Regions from separate parts of the Homo sapiens genome. Here region 1 is linked to region 2. A link is a contact called in ENCODE Hi-C or POLR2A ChIA-PET data. All regions are on one chromosome and are shown on one strand. The core of a region is the stretch at or near the end of the contact, and the rest is flanking DNA. Distances in the headings are between cores, read along the strand shown. Region 1 overlaps STARD4-AS1 (STARD4 antisense RNA 1). Region 2 overlaps STARD4-AS1 (STARD4 antisense RNA 1).

Region 1 (4,504 bases), core at 1,644-4,143, 39 kb before region 2:
CCCATGGGCTGAGCTCATTGAGATGTCAGAACTATAATGGGCTTGTTCATCTCTGAAGGGGGTTCGGGGTCAGGTTCAAAAGCAAAGATTATCTAGTGAAAGGCCACACGCCTTTATTTTGTTTGTTTCCAGTGAATCAGAACAGCCTATTGTCATTGCTCTTACTATATTGGAAGGTTCTAGGTTCCTCAGTGGCTGATGAGTATGTATGTTAAAGGCAACATAAGGAGACTCAAACAGCCCGGGCAAGATCAGGAGAACCTGTCTCTACAAAAACAATTTTAAAAATTAGCTGAGAGTAGTGGCACAGGCCTGTAGTCCCAGGTACATAGGAGAATGAGGCGGGAGGATCACTTGAGCCCAGGAGTTTGAGGTTACAGTGAGCACCATCACACTCCATCCAGCCTGGGAGACAGAGTGAGACCTCATCTCAGGAAAAAAATAATAATAAAATAAATAAATAAAGGCAACACCCACGAATATATGAACTCAAATTTCTTCCCTGGAATTATCCAGTTTTTTCTGTTGCTTTATGAAGACAAGGAGTGTCTTAGATCACAGGCCACCTATTTTTCTCCCAAGGTTCAAATTTATTTGATTAAGAAGGCAATCAGTGGCTATTTGTTCCAATAGTTGTGTTGCCACTCTTCTTAACCCTATAATCTTAAATCTCGTTTTTTACAAAGTAAATTTCACCAGTTAGGCATAGAGTCATGCTTTACTACAATTGCCAAGTCTCGCGGGTTGTTTTTTTTTTTTTTTTTTTTGGAGCTTTTTAGTTCAGACGAAAAAGAGAGTTATGGTCTCTAACTTCCTGTCTATGGCCAGCTCTGCCATGGATGGCACTATGCCCTCTTAAATTCCCATTCTCTCCATCCACTCACATGTTGCTGAACAGCTTTGCCAGGATTTCATACAGGGAAGCCTTTATGCCATACATACAGCCTTTTCAGATGTCACCTCGAAATCATCTTCATCAGCCTTGAATACTTGGATCCCTAGAGGGGTTCCTGGCACCCTAAACAGCAGAGGCCCTGTGTGTGAGCTTGAGGCATGAAGCCACAGAGGCAACGGTACCCTCTGGTTGAAATGGGTTTTCAATAACCCATTTCAGCAGCTCGTGTGTCACTGAGCTGCTGCTTCTCCGCTCCTTTCAGTGAAGGGAAACTTCAAAATATTTGGGGCATACAGGATTCATGATGCATGTTGAACAGAGGGATTCATGCATCATTTAGAGTTTTCCTGTGCTTAAGGAGACATATGGCGGTCGTGTTTTCTAATGTAAATATCAGAACCCTTGGCTACATTTGTCGAAGCACAAGGACAGAATATTTGAAATCAAAATGATCTTAGAAAAGCCTGTGTATATGGTAAGCACATCTCTCAGGAGTTTCCAGACCAGCAATCTTTCTTTGCTTCGGGATCCCCTTGGAATTCAGTTCTCTCTGCTCTTTTTCCCAAAACACTCTCAGTTTTTCTGGTCTCTCTTCAGTGTTTGATGTTGATAGAGGTTATTTCTTTACTGAATTATTTGCCTATCACCCAGGCCACAGGCAAAAACATCAAAATATGACCATCCTTCCTGCCCCCGGGAACGTCACTAGCTGAAAACCTTGTGTGGTTCCTAAACATCAATGTGGCTGAAGTGCCATCTAACTCTAGAATCAGCTGTCTGCCCCTCACTCAGTGCTGACTCTCTACTTCCACCCCAAACTTATTTCTGCTCCGTAATGGTAATAGCAATGACGACAATGATAACCGAAATTTAGCCAGGGCTTCCTAAATCTCGGGGCCTTATTACTCATTTATATTCCCACATAGCTTCCTTTAACCCCCACCTGGGAATTTTGAGAGCTTCCCTGAGGATAACATTTAAAAGTTAAAATGAAACCTTGTTTTAATATTAAAAGCAATACTTAGAATTATATCAGACTACTAACATCAGAAAATACAGATAGCCAAAATGAAAGAAAGTGATAAAAGCACCCATGGCACAATCCCAAAGATCACAAGACAGCCTGGGTGTTCTTGGAAATTCTGCTGTTTAACAGGATTTAAACAACAACAAGCGCAGCGTTATGAGGCAGGATCTTGCACCCCAGCAAAGGTCCAAGGGAAGTGGGACTTTCGTTCCTCCAGGACAGAGTTGTGAGGAGGGGCCTTCCCATGCAGGGTGAGTTAGAGGTACCGGTCAGCCTTCCACTGCCCGGCCTTGCTCACTAAAAGCTAACATCGTAGCCCTTTGCCTCAGCCCTCCATCCCCTGCACTCTTCCCTGCCCCCCATAAATACCTGGGAAGTTGGGGAGAAGGGGTGGCTCCCAAATAGCTACTTAAGAGGGATCTAGGTTTGGCAGACACATGCAGCCCTGGTTGCTGGGGGACATGTCTGGAAACCACATTCACATAGAAAGCATACTGCTTTTATTTAGAGAGTATGTTTAAATAAACATACACAGCAGATGTTGGAGGCTGATGGAGACTGTAGTGGGGCAAAAATCCTCCTAAGAAAACCCTTGACATTGGACTGTGGTTGACCCCACCAAGGAGAGAAACTTCGTATCAGATTATGCCCCAATAGAGTGCCCCTGCCTAGAAAGAAAAGGCAGCCTCGGGTGGGCAGGGTGTTGGAGACAGAAGGGACAAAAAAAGGGGCCCATGACAATGGCTCTAGGTTATCCATTTGCCTGGGTCTGATTCCCTCAGGACCCAGGCTGCAGCAAACAGCTTGCTTTCTTTATCCTTATTGAATTAGAAGGAAGTCAAGGAAGCCTGCATGATTGTAAGTCAGGGAAATGTGAGCGACTTTCAAAAGCTTGCAACATCAAACTTTCCCATTGGAATAGAGCCAAGCCAGGGCAGATGTGTCAAAGTCTGCTTTTGGCTCCCTTGCTTGCTCACTCCAGGAAGGGGGAGGATGAAAGGAGAGACGGGAGAACAGGAAGGTGTACATATAGTCAGTAATGCTGCATTTGGTCCTAGGAAGGGAGAAGTACAGGTCAAAGGGGTCCCACTTATTGGCCATCACAGTCTGTGAAAACAAAAAGCAAAAACTGAAAAGCAAACAGCTCTCTGCACAGGAATAAAAGAGGAGGGAGGAGGACTTAATGGAAAGTCAGGGCTGCCTAGAGGCATAACAAATAATCACAGGCCGGAAAAGTACAGTGGAGGGGAAAAGGAGGGCTAGGCAGATTCCTCGGCAGGGCTTCGGGCTATTTTCTTTGGCATCGTATCAATTATGTTACTGTGGCCTCTTTGAATTTGGTCATCTAATGCTCTAAATAAATACACTGTCCACATTTTTACAGTCTTGGAGTGGGGAGAACCTTCTAAGTCTAACAGGAGGCCCAGAGTCCATGAAGGAAAGGTTGACAGTTTGGAATGATTAAAAAGTCAAAACTTCTTTTTGGCAAAAACCAGTTCACAAGAACAAATTTAAAAGCCAAATGAGGACTGTGGGAAAATATTTGCAACACAGATAAAAGACAAAGAGTTAACATCCATTATAGCTAAAATATTCCAATAAAACAACATCAAAAGACCAAAATCAGAAGGAGGGAGACTAAAATGAACAAATAAGAAGAGGCATTTTAGAGAGAAAATTACAATTGGTCAATAAATATTTGAAAAATGCTCAAACTGACAATTACATAATCCATAATACACAAAGGTTATTTTTTATTAAATTGGCAAAATTTATAAAATTTTGATGACATATAGTGTTTTTAAGCGGATAAGGAGGTAAACCCCTTCAAATTCTGTTAATGTGTAATTTCTGTCATGTGTAAATTCGTATGACATTTTTGAAAGACCGTTTGGCAGAATTTTTCAAATTTAAAATAAAGACATTCTACAACCCAGAAGTACCACTTACAGAATTTATTTTAGAAAAGTACTGGGTCTACTGGGAAAGGGACATGTGTGAGTGTGTGTGTGTGTGTGTGTGTCTGTATGTGTATATTGTAACACTGTTATAAGTGCAAAAAATGGGAGACAATGCAAATACCATCAATAGGAAAATGGATCAATAATTCATGTAACATCCATACCAAGGAATAGAACAAAATGACCAAAAAAAATGAGATGTATCTACATGCACTGATGTGGTGCTATGTTAAATGAATAAAAAGCTGTAACATCCCTTGGGGCTCTGCGGTTGCTGGCATCTCCAAGTTTTTGGGCACTGCCACATCCCGCCTTGTCCAGACGCCAGTGCCCAAGGAGGAAGCCTGTCACTGCACACCGGGACCAGCCACAGGCTAAGCGCAGAGCATGGTGGGCACAGGATCTGGGCCAGTAGTGTGAGCTGAGAGCAGCCTGCGAGTGAGCCCAGTGGGCCTGAGTGAAGTCCGGGCAGAGGCACTGATGGCCACCGAGATTTCTGGCTGGCTAAGTGGCACCAAAAGGAGTGTCACATAGGTACATATAGCATATATATGCATATAGGTAAGCATGTATTGCATATCCTTTTTACAACAATTAAGACAAATATCTATATATGTACAC
Region 2 (4,443 bases), core at 1,445-3,944:
AACTTCCTGACTTAATTCTCTTATGTCCTCCACTTTCTATAATCAGTTTTTGCAACTGCTACATTATCAATACATGAATTTAATAATATAACCTGCTAACCTGCATTTACTTATAGAAATAATAAACTTAGAGAAGATAAATATAGGTTTCTGAAAGGCTAGGTGTTATTTCACAGGCTCCTTTCAATTTCTTTCTACCCTTAGAATCTACTGCAATATTCTGCACAGAGACTGCTAGCTAACTTCCATTATCTATGCTTTGCTTCTTGGCCATAGGAGACCACATCTTTAGCTGGGTGTGTAACTACCTAGCAAAAGGCACAATTTTTCAGCCTTTCTTGCAGCCCTCTTAGCTGTCATTAAGTTTCAGCCAATGAGATGTAGATATAATGGTTAAATGGAGTTCCAGGGAAAAATCCCTTAATGGAGAGTCTCCTTCATTTGTTCCCCAGTCTATAAATGTGATTTGGAGGCTTTGGGGGGCTTTTAGGGACAGAAGCCACAGTTAGGGATGATAAAACAGAGACATGGAAGGATCTTGGGTTCCTGACAACTCAGTGGAGCCACCTTATCAGTTCTGGACTGCCTACTTTTGTATTCTGTTTGTGTGAGAGAGAAATAAGAGACATCAATCTTGTTTAAGTCACTGTTGTTCTGAATTTGTCTGTTACATGCAGTTGATACTAATCCTAACTTACACAATCTACCATCTGCTTGATACCATTGATATAGAGATTAGTGGATGTGTATAAGTATTTTCAATCTATGGCTTTAGAGATAAAATGGTAAGTGTAATGACTGATTACAAGAGCTAAAGTAATTGCCAAAATTCAGGGGAATAATAAAGCTTAGAACTGTCAACTTTATATTCTGTCTTGCCCTTTCTGTCAAGTGTAGGATTATTAAAGTCATTACCTCAGAAAAAATGTCCACTGCTATCCAGTCTGTAGCCTCACATCCCTCATTTCCAACCTTGCACCCTTCTTAGTACACACAAAATGAAATTGTTTGCCAACTGTACTCAGTAAAGATTAGAGCACTTTTGCAAACAAAGTTTGGTTCCTGGACTTGAACTAAAGAAATGAACTATGGTTTACGTGAACAATTACTGGGGTGCAGAAAGGATGTTTGTTCAAATAAGAAATGAAGTTAGGAAAGAACAAGCCCAGAGTGTTGTTTATTATCATCATGTAATGAGAACGCTTCATTGTTTTCCAATTAGATACAAAAAATGTTAAACTTTGTTTTTAGCCATAGTTGTTTGAATAATGGATACTAAACTTACCAGAATGTCAGAGAGGAAAAGAGAAGAAAACAGAGGCTGTTTTACTTATTTGAAAAGAGGTAAATAAAACAAGAGGCATACTGTTCTCTGAGTATGACCTGCTACTTAGAGAGTCATGTTGTTCTCTATGTATGACCTGCTATCCAATCCACTTCTCCTTTTTTATTTACACAGACTTGGAATTAGAAACATTACACAGATCAGTGTATCTACTTAAAATAAAAAGTATAGAAAGAAGATATTGTGTAAGGAATGTCTGACTCCTTCTTAGTAATATTGACAGCATGGAAACATGTTAATTCTCTTGAGTCCAGTTGTCCCCAAATGGTGTTTTTCTCATTTCAAGCATATGATGGTGCCATATGATTGGCAAATACTCTCTGCTAAAACTGAAAATCTATAAAGAACTAAGTAAGCACGGAAAGAGCTTGGAATATCCTATTTCTGGAGTGAAATGCATCTGTGAATTATAATAGCTGCTAGTTTCATGATCCTTCACTCCTAATCCAGTTCCCAATATTGTTGAAAGAATTGTCACAACACATCACCTTTCTATCTCAGACCACTGAATTTTTCATATCATTATCAAGTTATACTCATTCAACTCTTCTTTCCCACTTTGGAGAGATGGGGTACGATTAGAATGAAAACCAAAGTACAGCCAACTACTGGTTATGTGAGAAGACTTAACCATGAGTAAGAAGTAGTAAGACTTTTCCACCCAAGTTTTGGTCTTTTTAGTCCAGCCGATGTTAACAATTATCATTACTTGGCCAGTGCCCAATCATGACTCCAAATTAGATACCTGCACCTTACCTGGTCGTGGCCACACAAGTTATTCCACACCAACATATGTAACAGGAGCAATAATTACCCTAGGTAACACACAGTGCTACTCAGCACTCAGTAGGCACTCTTCCAAGCTATATATGAGTATTAGCTCACTTAGTCTTTACAACAACTCTGAGATTCTGTTATAATCCTGTTTCAGAGACATGCCAACTGAAGCAAGAGATTAAATAATTTGCTCAAGCTCACCCAGCTACTAAATGATACACCATGGGTAGAGTGTCTTCAAGTTTCTAACCACTGCACACACTGCTTCTCTAGTACAGTAAATATAATAAGAAAAGCAAATTAGGAAACATTCAAGTAAAACTCAATCTCATCCTGCTTGGAGCCTATCTCTTTTCAATCTGCAGGAGTATTAGTAATTGACTAACTGTTGTCCCAGGTAATGATTCTACAAGGAATACTAACGACATCCCTGGGTATATATTCTACCCAGAAACTTTGCTTAGTGAAAGTAAATGTGAGTCATGCATTTAGAATTATGTCATTCTCAGACTAGTATCTTTCTAAGTCTCTGCTCCACCCCAAGTTCAGGCTTTTGAAGGCATGTTAGTGTTTATCATTCTCTGGAAATACTCCCATCCTCTCCAAATATTGCTGTGTGGACATGCCAAATGGATTCATCTGCTCTTTATATGCATTCCCTAGACACTGTACACTAATAACTCAAGGAAATGGTCTGTCATCTTTCTCAAAGCAAAAAAAAGCCTTTGCCTCTGGTTTTTCAATCCCTTGTCCTTTCTTATTTCACTATTTTTATAAATTATTAACATTTGACTTCTTTCTTAGGTAGGAGAAATAAACGAAATTAGGCTTGTTTGTTTTTATATGGGAATAGTAGTTATTTAAGCCTAATAAATCACCAGCCTGATGAATCAGGACCTGGGAACCAGCCTGACTTGAGAGTCATGCATTAAACATAGCCTCCGGGGAACCTATCTATGAAGAAGCTGTATCTGATTCTCTCTTTTGCTTCATAGATTGTTAGACTCAGGGATCTTTTTTTTTTTTTGAGATGGAGTCTTGCTCTGTCGCCAGGCTGGAGTGCAGTGGTGCAATCTTGGTTCACTGCAACCTCTGCCTCCCAGGTTCAAGTGATTCTCCTGCCTCAGCCTCCTGAGTAGCTGGGACTACAGGCACCCGCCACCATGCCTAAGTAATTTTTGTATTTTTAGTAGAGACAAGGTTTCACCATGTTGGCCAGGATTGTGGTCTCGATCTCCTGACCTCGTGATCCACCTGCCTCAGCCTCCCAAAATGCTGGGATTACAGGCATGAGCCACCGCGCCCGGCCGGATTGTCTATAACATAGAATCTATGTTAATATTTTTATTTCCAAATGGGGATAGTAAAGCCCAGGCAGTCTGAGTGACTTGTCTAAGGTCATATAAGTTTTGGCAAAGCCAGGACTGGACCTATGTCCCAGAGCCTTCTTCTGGTAATCTTGCCATTTCAACACATTTTCTCTCTGGGTGGGTGTATTAGTTTGTTCTCATGCTGCTATAAGGACATACCCACGACTGGATAATTTATAAAGGAAAGTGGTTTAATTGGCTCACAGTTCTGCATGGCTAGGGAAGCCTCAGGAAACTTAACAATCATAGTGGAAGGAGAAGCATGCATGTCCTTCTTCACATGGAGCAGGAAGGAGAAGTGCCAAGCAAGGGGGAAAAGCCCCTTGTAAAACCATCAGATCTCATGGGAACTCACTATCATGACAGCAGCATGGGGAACCACCTGCATGATTAAATTACTTCCCACCAAGTCCCTCCCATAACACATGAGGATTATGGGAACTACAGTTCAAGATGATATTTGGGTGGAGACACAGCCAAAAAATATTACTGTCCCCCCGACCCCTCCCAAATCTCATGTCCTCACTTTTCAAAACACAATCATGCCTTTCTAACAGTCCCCCAAAATCTTTGCTAATTCCAGCATTAACCCAAAAGTTCAAGTCCATAGTTTCATCTGAGACAAGGCAAGTCCCTTCTGCCTAGGAGCCTATAAAATCAAAAGCAAGTTAGTTACTTGCCAGATACAATAGAGGTATAGGCATTGGGTAAATACACCCGTTCCAAATGGGAGAAATTGGCCAAAACAAAGGGGCTACAGTCCCCATGCAAGTCTGAAATCCAATAGGGCAGTCATTAAACCCTAAAGTTCCAAAATGATCTCCTTTGACTTTATGTCCCACATCTAGGTCACACTAATGCAAGAGGTGGGCTCCTACAGCCTTGGGAAGCTCCATCTCTGTGGCTTTGCAGGATATAGTGCCCTTCTGGCTGCTTTCACAGGATAGTGTT

The links. Hi-C counts contacts between places; a loop is a spot of excess contacts on that map. ChIA-PET counts read pairs that join two places held with the same protein, here RNA polymerase II (POLR2A). Pooled maps may share reads with other maps.
Region 1: a map of PC-3 shows a loop between it and region 2 (4-fold over the local background). The contact joins two enhancer-like sites. A Hi-C loop is called at or near these places in 3 of 168 maps with a recorded cell type or tissue (MCF 10A, PC-3 and PC-9) and 3 of 50 pooled maps. POLR2A ChIA-PET finds 5 or more read pairs at or near these places in 4 of 52 experiments (BJ, HEK293, MCF 10A and 1 more).

What each region holds. Positions count from the first base shown.
Region 1 is chr5:111,679,545-111,684,048 of GRCh38, reverse strand. The region is part of intron 2 of STARD4-AS1 (STARD4 antisense RNA 1); the gene reads right to left. Among named protein-coding and RNA genes, the nearest start is that of NREP, 75 kb to the left of the region's middle. Within about 2 kb of position 2,893, at least 21 of the 41 ENCODE cell types and tissues checked have a DNase peak (open chromatin) inside an H3K27ac peak, as active enhancers do; they include PC-3, where a contact is called at or near this core.
Region 2 is chr5:111,640,307-111,644,749 of GRCh38, reverse strand. The region is part of intron 1 of STARD4-AS1 (STARD4 antisense RNA 1); the gene reads right to left. Among named protein-coding and RNA genes, the nearest start is that of NREP, 110 kb to the left of the region's middle. Within about 2 kb of position 2,694, at least 2 of the 41 ENCODE cell types and tissues checked have a DNase peak (open chromatin) inside an H3K27ac peak, as active enhancers do; they include PC-3, where a contact is called at or near this core.